5 separate regions of the Homo sapiens genome follow, and regions 1, 2, 4 and 5 are each linked to region 3. A link is a contact called in ENCODE Hi-C data. All regions are on one chromosome and are shown on one strand. Each heading gives the region's core, a stretch centred on a gene start or an enhancer-like site at or near the end of the contact. The rest is flanking DNA. Distances are from core to core; before and after follow the strand shown. Region 1 has its middle 47 kb from the start of CYRIA. Region 2 holds the start of KLHL29 (kelch like family member 29). Region 3 holds the start of TTC32 (tetratricopeptide repeat domain 32). Region 4 holds the start of DDX1 (DEAD-box helicase 1). Region 5 holds the start of CYRIA (CYFIP related Rac1 interactor A).

Region 1 (2,701 bases), core at 121-2,620, 3.2 Mb after region 3:
TATACCTAAATTTATTGGCACACTCATATACAGATATAAACTCACAGAGTCCCATACATGCCTACCAGCCCTAGGTCACAGGGTCACATGCACAGACTCATGAACCTAGACACACAAGCACATACATAAGAGCCACACACACACGTGCATACACACACACAGATACTTACACATTCTCAAATTTTTACTCCTGAGCCCTCTGTTCCAATTCATGGTTGGTGGGACAGTATAACCAAGTGTGATTCTTTGACTAGGGAGTCATGATGACAAATTGCTTATCATACATTCGTGTATTCACTTATTCTAACATACAGTAGTTAAACAAGATTGAAGAAGAGCTGGCTATGGCAGTGGTAGGCAAAAGACTGAGAAACCAGTGCTAGGGAAGCTTCCATTTTTCCAACAGGACTGCCAAAGCCCTCTGTTACTCAGGTTGTTTTGTTCCTCTCCTTTAGGTGGAAATGAGAATTATTGTATGTCCATCTTTAAATTGCTCAAACATAGGAGTACAAACCAACTGTCAACTACAAAGGGCTGCAGAGAGCAGTCTTCAGGAAGACCAATTTTCTTCATCTCCATTTCCAGCCCTACAAAAGAAACTGGTTCGGTTCAAAGTACCAGTGATTTTATCTAACAGTCATCATGGCAGGCAAGATGAAGCATGCCCTTAAACTAATGTCCCTCCTGCTTCTTTAGCAATACTAAAAGAGTAGAATTTAAATGTTTTCACTTTCAAAGAAAATAATGAGTATGTGAGATAATGGCTTTGTTAATCAGCTTGAGGTAATCATTTCATAATATAAACATATATCACAGTATCACATCATCTCCAATAAGTACATAATACATACAATTAAAAAGTAATAATGATAAACTCAAAAAATCAGTTTCAAATATGGTATTTAATGCAATGTTACAAGGGAGGAAAACTGTCAAATTAATGATCGCCTCTGTTTTGTATTAAGAGAAGGCATTGTGGTTCAGACATGGCAGGTAACTGCCCTCAGGTAACAGTTCAGAAGGAGATAACCACATTTTTAATAATCTGTCACAATGTGAAACTTAAGCCCACTACACAATAAACAGCTTCTCCCACACTCCAGGTCATTTATAATACGAGTGACAGTAAAACATGAAAGAAAGTAAACATGAAAAATCGATACTCTAAAATAATTTTAGTTTGGGCCATACTGATTCATACCGGTGACAGGAAATCAGAATTTGATGGGGCCGGCAAGGCACTTGGAGCCCTCAGACACATGAATTGGTCACGTTGAATTCTGTCATCAGATTCCGGGTGTATCGGTGGTGCTTCATTTGCATTAAATGAAAAGCAGTCCAAAAATACACACTGTTGCTAAGGTTACATCTTGCTAGATGCAAATGAAGATGTGTTTGTTCAGACCAGTTAAAAATACCCTGGCACTAGCTAATTTTCCCATTGGCATAGAGGGATTATCAGCAGCCTATTAAACTGAGAGGTTAGGTTTACCTTACTCAGCATTAGGGGTCTGGAAAGAGCATTATTTCTGAGTAATATTTTTAGAACCTGTAGAAACTACTGTACTTTTTTTTGTTAATTCAAGTAATAAGTCTGGTTTCAGCAGAGTTATAAATATCATCTAATAGCAGGACCTACTACTGCAAATATATAATATACTTTCCCCAGGTTCAAAAAGAGCCATCTGCATTGATATTTTTGGAATCTGGGAGGAAATGGGAGCAAGCAGAGCTAGCAATTGCAGTTCAGCAGGACAGGTACAGAAGGATAACATCCTTTCACCTGGCTGAGACTTTTATGTAGATTATTTTACTTAATTCTCACATAACACCGCAAGGTAGAATTATTATTTCTCTCTTTAAATTGAGGAAACTGAGGCTTAGAGACATTCAGCCACTCTGTGGTAATAGAAAGGTAGAAGGTTAAATTTAGAATTAACTCTGAAAACGTGCTCTTTTTTCTATATCATGCTGCTTGTATAACCAAAGATGAATTCTCTAAAAAATTAAAATCTGAATAGGAAACCTGAGCCAGAAAATCAGAAGTTTTGGTGTTTAAAAAAAGAGATTATTCAAAATTGAAGTGTTTTTTACTTTTTAACCCAATTTTATTTATTTTCCTAAACATGCCTCAGCTTCCTGTGAATCAAGAACAAGTACTTCTGTTTCCCCTTCACCTCTGGAGATAACAACCCCCAAAATCATTAAGTCCCACTAGTTATAAAATCCTAAAATGTCAGAGTCAGAAGGGGCCTCAGAAATTACCCCACCCACCTCCTGGAGACACAAAATCCCTGGTACCACATCCTGGAAGGAAGGCCATCAGCCATCTGCTTGAAAGCCTGTATGTAAACAGTAGCTCACATTTGTTGAGTGCTAACTCAATATTGAGTACGAGGCACCCATCTAAGCACTTTACCCATTTTAATTTGTGTGATCCTTGTAATAACCCAATGACATAGGTACCATCACCCCTATTTCACAAATGAAGAAAAATACACATAGAAAGTTTAAGTAAATTGTTCAAGTCCACATAGCTTCTAAGTGGTAGAAATGGAATTAAATCCCATATAGTATTACCCAAGAACCTAAGCTCTTGACCACAGCATGCCACTTTCTTAAAGTAGCTCCCTACTTCACAAAACAGCCTATGCCATTGTAGTATGGAAAGGTATTACCTAGATGGGTAATATCCTTTGTT
Region 2 (2,850 bases), core at 40-2,539, 3.5 Mb before region 3:
CACCCACAAGGTGTCAAGGGAAGTGTGCGTGTGTGTGTCGGGGTGGGGTGGGTCACAATAAGGTCTGTGCGGGTTCCCTCCCGACGGTTTTCGAGCTCATCTACCTCGAAAGTTACTTGGGATTGAGTAAAGAGACCCAGTCCCCAAATGCGAGATCAGAGGACGCGAGGGGCAGAAAACCCCAACCTGGCTTCTCGCTGCACAGAGGCGCGCACCTCCCCAAAGGACAGTGCGCGCGGCCGCCCCTGGGGGCCAGCCCTCCGTCGCCTCCAGGTCTCCTGCCCGGCCGGGGCCCTGGGCCGCTCAGGGGAACGTGGCCTGGAGAGGGGCGCGCGCCGCCGGGCCCAGCAGGGGGGCTGCTCCGGCCAGGGGTCACACAAGCCTCCAGCACCTCCGAACACCGTGACAGTGGCCCCAGGCAGCCCCGGTGCATACACACCCGGGGGCAGGAAGTTTTTTCCCCCCCTTTTTTTCCCCCTGGAGCAGCGCAGGCGCAAGGGCTCCTGCAGCCTGCGAGTCCAGACGCGGGAGGCTCCTGTCGCCGCCGCCGCCGCCGAAGCCGAGCCCAGGGTTCCGGGTTCCGGCCCCGCTCCCACGCCCGGCCCGGCCCGGCCCCACGCGGCGGCCAGGACCTGGGTCTCCCTCCGGCGCCGCATCCGAGGCGCTCCAGCCCGGCCCGGCTCTTACCTCCGGCGCGCGGCTCCGGCCCCGGCCCGACGCGCAGAGAGCCCGGGGTCGCGGGTGGGCGCAGGAGGGCTGATGGAGAGCGGACAGCGCCGGCGGGTAGCGGTGGCTGGGGCCGCTCGGGTCCTGGCCGGAGGAAACGGATCCAGGTCCTCCTCCTCGCGTTCCTGCTCTCCGCCTTCTCCCCTCGTTCCTCCTCCTCCTCCGCCGCCGCCGCCTCCCGGCAGCCCAGGGAGGATGCCCGGGAGAGGGAAGTCGGTCCTCCTGCCTGTCAGCCTGTGCGGCTATGAGCGGTGCGGCGCGGCTCTCATCGAGGCGGCGGCGGCGGCGGCGGCTCCGGCAGCATCGCCCCCGCCCTCTCCCCGCAGCCGCGGCGGCCGCGGGGCTGGGGCTGGCTCCGGGCTCGCGGCTCGGGCTCCGGGCGGGGGCTGCGCTCAAGCGCGGCGACCGCCGGGGCTGCGGACGGGCGCTGCGGAGCCGGGGCCGGGGCTGGAGCTGCGGCGAGATCCGCGGTGGCGGGGACGGCGGCGGCGGCGCGGGGGCTGGCGCGGCCGCGGCGCGGGGACCATGCTCCCTTCTGGCTCGCTCCGCTCCGGGTACCGTCTGCTTTAGCTGCGAGGGAGGCGGGCTTCGGCGCGCAGCCAGGGGCGGGCGGAGCCAATCACGGGCGCCCGAGTGGGCGGGGGTGGCGGGTGGGGGAGGCGGGGCCCTCTGGCCCGGCCCGGCCAGGCCGGGCCCCGTGCGCAGTTTCCCCGGCCCGAGGGATTCCCGGCTGCCGCGCGCCGGGTCCGAGGTTGGAGTGCTCGCGGGTGTGTCCGTCGGTCCGTCCGTCCGCCGCCCCCGCCCCCCGCGGTGGCCCCCGGCTCGCCTGGCTCCGCGGCCGCGCCCGGCAGACGCACGGCGCGTGGCACGGGCTGCTCCGCCGTGGCCTCCTGGCCTTGCTGGCCCAGGGTTGGGGGCCCGGGACTGAGGCGAGCTCCCCGTCTGCTCTCAACACCTGAGGAAACTGGCGGAAAAGTTTGAGAAGGAAAAAGTCCAATCGTCTTTCAGCTTCCGCCCTCTTTATGACACTCCAGCCTTGGAAAGGAGCAGGAATTGTCCACACCTCTGAAGGACCAGGGAGAGCCCTGCAAAGTGTCCACCAGCCTTCTGAGTCAGCCCTGCCTCTCCTGGGGCGCGCGACTTTTCTGTTCATACTGACCCTTAGGAATCCAGGAAGCCTTCTCTGTTTAACAGCCTGACCAGCCTTTGATGTCTATACCGACTACTCACCCCCACCACAGCTCGCTCTCTCTCACACTGTCTACACTGACTTCTCAGTCCCACCACCTCTCGGTCTACACATGCTGTCTACACAGACCCTAACTTCTAACCCTAATAGAAGAGATTTGGCCAGAGGCGTGTGGGACCCCCAATGAGGGCTTTTCCATTATGCTAGAATATTTCACTCTGGGCACAGTCTTCTCCACCCCGACCGCTCTCCTAATCTGGTTTTTATTCCCCGACCTCTCCCTCCTCCCCTACATCCCCTTTACCTGGTTTTGAGTTTCAGAGGAAATATCTGTACCTGCCCTCCTCCTCCACCCCTGTCTGAATGTAAAGGCCTGAGGGCCCAATCCTCATCCTCCACCCTCCCTCCGCTCCCCCGGGTAAAGGCCTGAGGCCTGAGGCCTTGCTAGAAATTGGAGTTGGGGTGCTGTAGGTAGTGTGGGGAGCTGGCTGTGGGGGCCCAGCTGGGAGGAGCTGGCCTGGGGAGGGCTTTGCCAGTCCTTGCCTCCATCTACCAGGGCCAAGGAGGACTGAGCCGGTAAATATTTTCTTCTCAGCTCCCCCCCTGTGATGTCTGATCCAGGCCTCTGCTCTCCTTGGCTGTAAACTCAGCGCACGGATTGTGTCTTCTTTAATATTTTGTAGGAAGCAGAGTACAGTGTCGTGGCTGATAAATAATAAATAATAATAATCTACTGAGGGTAGCAGGAGCACTGTCAGAAATGGAATGAGGACGCCGGGGAAATGGCCCACTAGTGTCAGAATAACTGCATTTCCTGGAAAAAACATCCAACAGAGTTTGTGTGTGTGAAGCCCGGGACTCAAGGGAGGGGACAGAGCGGAGCACTTCAGGGAGGAAGCCACCCTTCATGAGGACGACAGCCAGGAAAACTGGCG
Region 3 (2,763 bases), core at 31-2,530:
ACATCTTGTCTTCCCTTTGCTGTTGCTTCCCCCAACACACTTGGTTTTGTTCTATCCTGTACTTCAGATTTGTTTTTTGTTTTGTTTTTTTCATATTGAAAAGATGACATTGCTCCAAGAGGCAAAAATAAATGGGAACTGAAAAAAAAAAGCTTTTTATCTTATTTATTTAATCTTTTAATTCACCTGGAATGAATATTATGTCAATTGGGAGCTTAAATGCTTAAATGTATTTTTCCCCAAATGGTTAACTAATCCTCCCAATAGCACTCATTTGAATAATCTGTCCTTTCCCCATATATGTTACATGTCTTTTACAAAATACAGCCTATTTGAGGTATGTTTCTGGGCTTTTGTTCTATTGAGCTGTCCATTTGCTTACACCAGAAATGCCAGTTTATTTTTTTGTAGTCTTGCAATCTTTTAATTTCTACTAGTGCTTTTTAATTTAACCTTAATCCACTGTATTTGTATTTTTTTCAGTGGTGGTAAAAGGAAAAAATTAAAAATCTAATGAAAGCAGCCAAAAGCACACAATTTATGTCCTGTTAAGACTTCCGCATGTAAGTATCATGCTCCAAATATATTTTTCATCTTTACTTTTTATGACGGAAAGGGCTCAAGTACTTTGGGAAGCAAAACAGAATCGAGGGACGCCGAGAAGATACACAGCAGGCATGTAGGGTAGCGTGGTTGGCAACTGTTCTTACAAAATTTTAATTTGAATTATACGTAATGTACGTAATAAATTACTATTTGGATTTCCCTTTGGCATAAACAGCCAGGGAATATAACTAACATCAAAGATCCCAGACTCTCGACACAATATACTACTAATCGTAACACAATTCTAGAGGGTCAAAAAAGGTAGAGAAGTTTGGACCGTGGAACAGACCTGGTGGAATGTCGACACAAAGCGTTTCAGGGTAGACAAAGCCTACTCAGAACACCCTAAACGCGGAGTTTTGCTAAGTTGGGACGCTAAAAGGCAAGGGAATGACAGGACGTCCGCAGGCTAATTCGCCATTAAGAAACAGAACCGCGGCTTCTTCCACCTCCAGCGTCATCGGCCCCCAATTCGCTGTAACAAACGGATAGTGTCTCGCAGCATCAGACAACGGACTTGGAAATCAGTTTGCGACCACGCATCTGCGCCTTTTCTAGGAAAAGAGGAAGGCGGGTCCAACACTGGTAACGGCAGAAACATAGTTCACAAGGGCCACTGCAAACGCCCCGCCAGCAGCGGAACCGTTATCTCGCGAGACGACGGATCCCCATAAGGCACAAACCTAGCGCCAAGGTTGGCTGTCAAGGTAGATTCCAGGGTGTGGAAGTGGCTTTGTGGTGCCACCTCTAACCGCTCGGAGGTCAACCCCCATTCTACACCGAAAACTAGGCCTTGGCTGCTATGGAAGGACAGCGGCAAGAAAGCCACGCAACCCTAACACTCGCCCAGGCTCATTTCAACAATGGAGAGTACGCGGAGGCCGAGGCACTGTACTCCGCTTACATTCGCCGGTGCGCTTGCGCGGCCTCCAGCGACGAGAGTCCCGGGAGGTAACTATCGCGAGACCTGGGGCCGCGGCGACCCCGGGTGGAGGCGACGTTGGGGTTGTTTGGGCTCCTATCTTTGCCTCTGGAGCTCACGGTCGGCGCTTGTCATAACCCAGCACTAGGACTGAGCGGGCGGACGTTCGTCTTTCTAGAAAGGCCTAGGCGAGGCCTAGGACGAGGGCGGCGGAGAACGCGGGGAGAAGCCCACCCGTGAGGAGCCAGCTGCCGCGACGGTGCGGAGAGATTTCCGGGAACCAAGCCCTCTGCGCGATCCTCGGGCGCGGGCCGCCGCCTCTCACCCCGCCGTCTCTCCTTCCACGTTCCTCATTCGCACCCAGAGACTTAGGACAGATAGGAATTTTCCACTCGTGATTTTAGCTGGCGGGAAATCCGCGACCTGGGAAGGGAAGGGGTCACGGCTGCGTAGGGCCACAGTACCGCGACTCCCATCTCAGTGTCACGGCGCAGGCTCTTGGTGGTGTTTTTCACTTGTGAAAAACGTTTAAATATGTGGAAGAGAGCATAACGAACGTCTAGGTGTTTATCACTTGGCTTAAGCATTATCAGTTTACCTATTGTATTCATCCATGGATGTTTCAGAAGGAACCACCATGTCATCATCACATAGTTACTTAATATCAAGTCGTCAGTGTTGGAACCATTCTGATCGACTAATAAGGTGTTTTGTTCTTTGGTTCCCTTTTCGCAGTTAGTTCAAGTCAGGATACACATCAAGTCTTTTTAAGTCTCTTCTCCACCTTCCCCTCTTTATTTGTTGAGGAAACCGATTCTTGTGTCCTTTGAATTTCCGTGTTTTGGACTTGCTGACTGAATCTCTTCTGTCGTTTAATGTGGTCATCTGTCTCATATTGCTGTGAATTGGTGGTTAAACCTTGAGGTTTGATCCAATTGAATTCAGATTCAATATCATGGCAAGAATACTTTTTAGGTGGGTGTGTGTACTTTCACCAGGAAGCACATAACGATTCGCTGACTTTCTCTTTGTGATGTGAGCGGCTTCACCTGTTACTGTCTGCTTGCCCAAAGCATCTTTTCGGCTTGTGCCTGGATGTGTAGCATTTGTTTTTACTCCAAGTCTTGCCTCGACTGGGCTTGTTGATGGTATGGAGTGGATCAGGATGAGAAAAGAACAGAGGGGTTGGTTGAACAGCTTTTTGAATAGTTGTGAGTTGTCTGTTGTGGATTTGA
Region 4 (2,734 bases), core at 186-2,685, 4.3 Mb after region 3:
AAATCGTTTTAGGAGAATGTTGGGAAAAGAAAAACAGCAACAACTCTGAGCAGTTTCCAATTGAATCCTATTAGAAGATGTAACTGAAACAGTCAGAAATCTTACATGACTGTTGCACTTTGGGAAGCCGAGGTGAGCGGATCACCTGAGGTCAGGAGTTCGAGACCAGCCTGGCCAACATGGTGAAACCCCCGTCTCTACTAATAATACAAAAATGAGCAGGGCATGGTGGTAGGCGCCTGTAATCCCAGCTACTCAGGAGGCTGAGGCAGGAGAATTGCTTGAACCTGGGAGGTGGAGGCTGCAGTGAGCCAAGATCACACCATTGCACTCCAGCTGGGGCGACAGAAGGAGACTACATCCCCCCACCCCCCCATTCTCCCCCCCAAAAAAGAAAAAAAATATCTTACATGACTGGAGATATGGAATTCCTAATATTCTTACAGAAGAAAACTAAAAAATATAAAATACTACATCTGAAGTCATCTTAAAAAGTTAATAACATTAAAGGACATTAGGCCTAACGTGATACATTTATATAGCAATAAACGTTACATAAGTGCTACATAAATGTATCACGTTTAGCGCATTTAAGGCTGATTACAGCTTCCTAAAACTGGATGCCTAACAGGAGGATGATAAAGCAAGAGGCGAAAATATCAACTGTAGGGTTCGATAAGCCATATCAAATCATATTTGGAATAAAGGAGGGTAGCAGACGGCAAATAAATATGAATTTTCCAAACTTATGTTGGACTGGTGCGTACGTTAATGAAAATGCTTTCCCTTTAGCTTCAACACTGAACATTAATGTTGATATAACAACGTTTAAGAACAAATAAAGATCAGGTTTATGCCTGGGACGTTTTGGAAGGGCCTGAAAAAACTGGACAGAGGCAGGATCGTCATTTTTCCCCAATGACTCCTCCCCACGCCGTCTCGCCTCTCTGCCTGGCCAAGCCCAGATGAGCCGCGGGCAGAAAAGGGTTCCCAAAGGGTCACTGCCACGTTAAGAGGCAGGAGGCCCAGGCGTCTGGGAGCCGCCAGAGCAACGCCGCCGCCTAGATTTTGCAGCCGAAGGTGCACTGGCAGGAAAGCCAAGTGGAGACTGGTAGAAGGGAAAGGGCAGGGGGAGGGACGTTCCGGCCCGCTCCTGGGAAGAATCGTCCTCCGAACCCGAGCCGCGGCCGCCCCTGATCCCGCAACGCGGGTCCATCAGGGACTGCAGCGGACAGCGCCCTTCTGTCTCCCTGACCCCTGTCCGCTCCCGCCCCTTTAGCTCTCCGCGGGCGGCCCCAGGGCTGAGGCGTGCAACAAGCCGCCCCACCACCCCCAGAGTTTCCACAAACGCACCGGAGAAGGCCGCCATCTTCACCCCGTCCTCCGCGGCTTCGCCTGCTCGCTCCCTCCCTCCCGACTGACACGGCGTGGCAGTGGCGGCGCGCGCTTCCGGCCCCTGGTCTTCGGCGTTCGGAGTCCGGGCAGGGACTCAGCCCCGGGAGAACGGTTCCGATGGAAGGAAAGGCCCGCGCCGGCCCCGCCTTATGCGCCTGCCGCTGAGCGGACCTCTGGGACCTAGGGCTTCTGGACGCCGCCTTCGTTCTGGGCACCATGTGTTCGGAGCACACCACGCGGTATCAGGGTCACAGCTACAGAGAAGGAAGCAGATGTTTGGTGATTAGGGTCATCCAGTGGGCTCAGGCTGACACCACACCGTGCCCTCCCCACTCAGTCCCCCAGCTTTCCAAAGGTGAGCAGGGCCTTGGTGTGTGAATGACCCGGAGAGATGGACTGGATTCATTGCCCTGAGCACCAATGCCAGTGAGTGCCTGGCAGCCAGTAGGTATTTGTTACATTTTTTTTTTAAACTAAGTAATGATTTAGGTCTCCCTCCCTTCACCCATGTTTGATGTCGCTTTTATAATTTCGGGTTTGACTTCCATGCAATTTTAACTCCTTTCTCTTTGCAGAGAGATGGGGAAAGTAAATGAGGAATCCTCCCAACCAGACACTCACTCTGTCAGGAAGGTATTAGAATCTTTAGATGAGGACTCTAAAATTCGGGAAAGTTAAGTCACTTATCTAAAGACACATATCTACCGAATGGCAGCGTGGGATCTGAGCCACATCTGCGCAATGCGAGGGCGCGTGCTGTGCTATCTGTAGCCTGCCCCAGAGTGTCATGGAGAAAAGTGGAACCCTCAGGCAAGATAGAATAGGGTTGCAGCGGCCGGGCGCGGGGGCTCACGCCTGTAATCCCAGCACTTTGGGAGGCCGAGGCAGGCGGATCACGAAGTCAGGAGGTCGAGACCATCCTAGCTAACACGGTGAAACCCCTTCTCTACAAAAAATACACACACACACACACACACACACACACACAGAAGAAGCCGGGTGTGGTGGTGCATGCCTGTAGTCCCAGCTACTCGGGAGGCTGAGGCAGGAGAATCGCTTGAACCCAGGAGGCGAAGGTTGCAGTGAGCCGAGATCGCGCCACTGCACTCCAGCCTGGGTGACCGAGCGAGACTCCGTCTCAAAAAAAAAAAAAAAGAAAAAAGAATAGGGTTGCAGCTACTCCGGAGGCTGAGGCATGAGAATCACATGAACCTGGGAGGCGAAAGCTGCAGTGAGCTGAGATCGTGCCACTACACTCTAGCCTGGGCGACAGAGGGAGAGTCTGTCTCAAAAAAATAAAAAATAAAAAAGATAGAATAGGGTTAGAAGTACAGAGTTG
Region 5 (2,720 bases), core at 74-2,573, 3.2 Mb after region 3:
AGTGAGCCGAGATCACACCACTCCACTCCAGCCTGAGCTACAGAGTGAGACTCTGTCTCAAAAAACAAAAACAAAAAAAACACCTTTGCAGGAATTGACAACAGAGGCTGGTCTAGGGCATGGGGAAAACTCAAAAAGAGAACGGGAAAGTGTTTCTTCTGGTCCTAAGGACCCCTTCCAAGTGGGAAAATATTTCACTCTAACTAGACAGTGCCTTCCTGCCCTCTGTGAATTTTTGCCAAAAAACAGACCAAGAGCCTCTGTGGGCAGTTCAGGAGAGCCTTTCAGAGTGCAAAGGAAGCTTGGGCAACAAGTCCTCCCAGGGGAAACACCCTGGATCTCAGAAAGGAGAGGGGCCTGAACACCTTCTCCTGATGCTTCCCGCCTCCTCTGATCCCAGCCCACACAGGGCCCCAACCCATGCAGCTTCGGGCACGTACCTTGGCACACTATGGGGATTTAACACATGTTTCATGATGTTCTGGCTGATGGACTGGGAAAGGAAGCACCCGAAGCCGGGGTCCCCAGGAGCTCTCCCTCCCCTCAACAGGAGCTCTGACTCACAACCTGTTTGGCACTGCTGAGTCCTCTCCGGTTTCCTGAATCTCCCTCTCTCTAATGCAAAAAGCCTCCATGGCAGATGTTTTAGAACAATGATCACGTCAATGACGCTGTAACCCACTACTTTCTTTTTGCATCATAGAATTTTTTAAGTGTTTTTGCAGACTTACTCTTTAAGGTTAATTACATGTTTTGGATTGAGCCTTTGGGAAGACTTTACAGTGGTCCTATCGGATAACTGCGGGCCCCAAGGCTGGAGATCTGTTAATAGGGTGGGCAGAAAGGGACTGGGAGCGAGACTGGGTTCAGAATCTCAAGTAATTTGGAGTGTGCCTAGGGATTGGGATGATTTGGCTGGGCATTAATTTGAAGGTGAATATGCGTCTAGAGATTGCGGGGATTTCTTTTTCTTGGAGGGCAACCGTGGGTGTGGAGGAATTTGGTGTGCAGAAACAGAAAGGTCTGGTTCGGGCTTCCTCTGGGAAGGCAAGGCCAAGTGGCCAAGGCTGAGAAGGGGCAGGGGCGACCGTGCTGGGGCGGGTCCGCACCAGCTCCTGGGAGCAGAGAGCAGAGCCGGGCAAAGAGATGGGGTTGTCCAGGCTAGGGTGAGGACGCGGCCGGTGACAGCGCGGGTGGGGATCCCCCGGGGCCGGGGCGGGGCGGCTGCCGCGAGCCGGGCTGGGGGCGGGGCGGGGCGGGGAGGGACGGGGAGGGGCGGGGCGGGGCTCCGAGGCCGTCTCGCAGGCTGCGGCGGCCGCGGGAGAGGCGTACTCGGCGGCGGCGGAGCGGGCGGCAGAGCAGGGCGGCGGCGACTCGGTGAGCGCGGCGCGGCTGGGGGCGCGGCAGGGGCGCGGGCGGGGGTCTGCGGGCGCGGGGCTCGGCCTGCACGGGGCACCGCGGGGCACCGCGAGGCGGGGCGGGCGCCTCCCTGCCATCCTTCTCCTCCCGGACGCCCCTGCAGCCTTTGGGAGGGAGGGAGAGCGGAGGACACCGTCCGGGAGCCCTTCTCTAGCGATCGCCGGACAGAGGTCCGGCTTTGTGCCCCGTTGCCCTCTTTCTGAGAGGGCTGCCTCCTGATTGTGTTCCTTTCCCAGACCACCCTCCCTCGTCCCTCACTCACTTACCCCCCACCCCAGGTATCATAAGCTCCATTCTTGCAGGGGACCCCTAACACTCCCCTTCCCACCACCCGAGGCCCCGGGGTCCTGGGTACTCTCTACAGCCCCAAAGGGAGGGATGGCCCCCTCCCCAGCCCCTGCACACCTGGACCCTTCTGTTGCCACCTGCCACAGACGTTCTTAGCCAGCCAGAAAGCTGCTGTGCCTAGGACCCAGCACACCTTGCCGTCACCCTCTCTCCTCCCCCAGAACCCAGAACCCCAGTTTGGCAAAAGGCACTTTTCCAATACTGAGCTTTGGGAACAATTTGACCCACTTCCCAAAATGCTGGTCCCAGGCCAGCCATGCTTTTTGGTGGAGACACCTGTCTTGTCTGCCAGGAGACATTCTCTGTCAAAATGGGCCAGCCCGTCCCTGGGTCCTCCTCCAAGCTGCTCCTACTCGCTAGCCAGTGTCCCCAGAGACCAGGGCCAAGATCTTTGTCATTTAAGGCCTCCAAAGCTATTTCCCCACGCATCCCCAGAATTCCCCCAGCCACTGTTTTGGGGGTGCCAGGTCCAGAACTGATGGAGCAATCTTTCTGTGTCCAGGGCCTGATGTCCTCTCCCACACCCTTGTTTACCCGCCTGCTCCCCAGGGAACCCAAGACAGGGTCATGGGGCTGGAGTTTAGGGCCCTGATCTCCCCTGAAGCTCTGTGACCCTCCTTTTCTCCCTGTTAGAAACTTTCCTCTCTGTCACCAGTCACTATCTCCTCTGGATGGGACCTGGGCCATCTGCACAGTGTCGAGTCCCCAGGGCACAGAATGCTGATCTGGGACCCTGGAAGGCTGGGACTTGTGCTGGGGCAGCAGGAGGAGAGTGGCTGCTAGCCAGGTCTGGGCTTGGGTACCAGAGTTCTTTGGGTGGATCATTGTCGGCTTTCACTGATCTCTGGTTGGGGTTCGAGGGCTTGCTTTGCAGTGGAGACAGGAGGCAGAGCAGGGGCTGTTTTTCCTGCGTGCTTCTGACTGTCTTGTGTTGCTATGGTGACAGTTTTGCC

Evidence for each region. Hi-C counts contacts between places; a loop is a spot of excess contacts on that map. Pooled maps may share reads with other maps.
Region 1: a pooled map shows a loop between it and region 3 (2.2-fold over the local background). The contact joins the enhancer-like site here to the promoter of TTC32 in region 3. A Hi-C loop is called at or near these places in 5 of 50 pooled maps.
Region 2: a map with no recorded cell type shows a loop between it and region 3 (10-fold over the local background). The contact joins the promoter of KLHL29 here to the promoter of TTC32 in region 3. A Hi-C loop is called at or near these places in 5 of 37 single-sample maps with no recorded cell type and 9 of 50 pooled maps.
Region 4: a loop to region 3 is called in a pooled map, with 7 times the contacts of the local background. The contact joins the promoter of DDX1 here to the promoter of TTC32 in region 3. A Hi-C loop is called at or near these places in 6 of 50 pooled maps.
Region 5: a loop to region 3 is called in a pooled map, with 4 times the contacts of the local background. The contact joins the promoter of CYRIA here to the promoter of TTC32 in region 3. A Hi-C loop is called at or near these places in 5 of 50 pooled maps.

Annotation. Positions count from the first base shown.
Region 1 is chr2:16,711,885-16,714,585 of GRCh38, reverse strand. No RefSeq gene overlaps it. Among named protein-coding and RNA genes, the nearest start is that of CYRIA, 47 kb to the right of the region's middle. Within about 2 kb of position 1,370, at least 2 of the 41 ENCODE cell types and tissues checked have a DNase peak (open chromatin) inside an H3K27ac peak, as active enhancers do.
Region 2 is chr2:23,383,618-23,386,467 of GRCh38, reverse strand. KLHL29 (kelch like family member 29) reads right to left here and starts at 1,289. Exons shown (of 14, transcript NM_052920.2): 1 at 688-1,289. It overlaps LINC02923 (long intergenic non-protein coding RNA 2923), which reads left to right. Exons shown (of 6, transcript NR_187213.1): 1 at 1-2,850. RefSeq lists silencers at 173-1,032, 1,203-1,552.
Region 3 is chr2:19,900,500-19,903,262 of GRCh38, reverse strand. It overlaps TTC32 (tetratricopeptide repeat domain 32), which reads left to right and starts at 1,280. Exons shown (of 3, transcript NM_001008237.3): 1 at 1,280-1,557. The coding sequence starts at 1,409. RefSeq lists enhancers at 928-1,167, 557-1,437, 1,618-1,717, 1,798-1,857, 1,998-2,187 and 1 more.
Region 4 is chr2:15,590,569-15,593,302 of GRCh38, reverse strand. It overlaps DDX1 (DEAD-box helicase 1), which reads right to left and starts at 1,435. Exons shown (of 26, transcript NM_004939.3): 1 at 1,354-1,435. The coding sequence starts at 1,369. LOC124905975 (a long non-coding RNA gene) reads left to right here and starts at 1,534. Exons shown (of 2, transcript XR_007086224.1): 1 at 1,534-1,843; 2 at 1,971-2,734. RefSeq lists an enhancer at 1,337-1,396.
Region 5 is chr2:16,664,437-16,667,156 of GRCh38, reverse strand. CYRIA (CYFIP related Rac1 interactor A) reads left to right here and starts at 1,323. Exons shown (of 12, transcript NM_030797.4): 1 at 1,323-1,377. RefSeq lists silencers at 1,117-1,286, 1,357-1,406.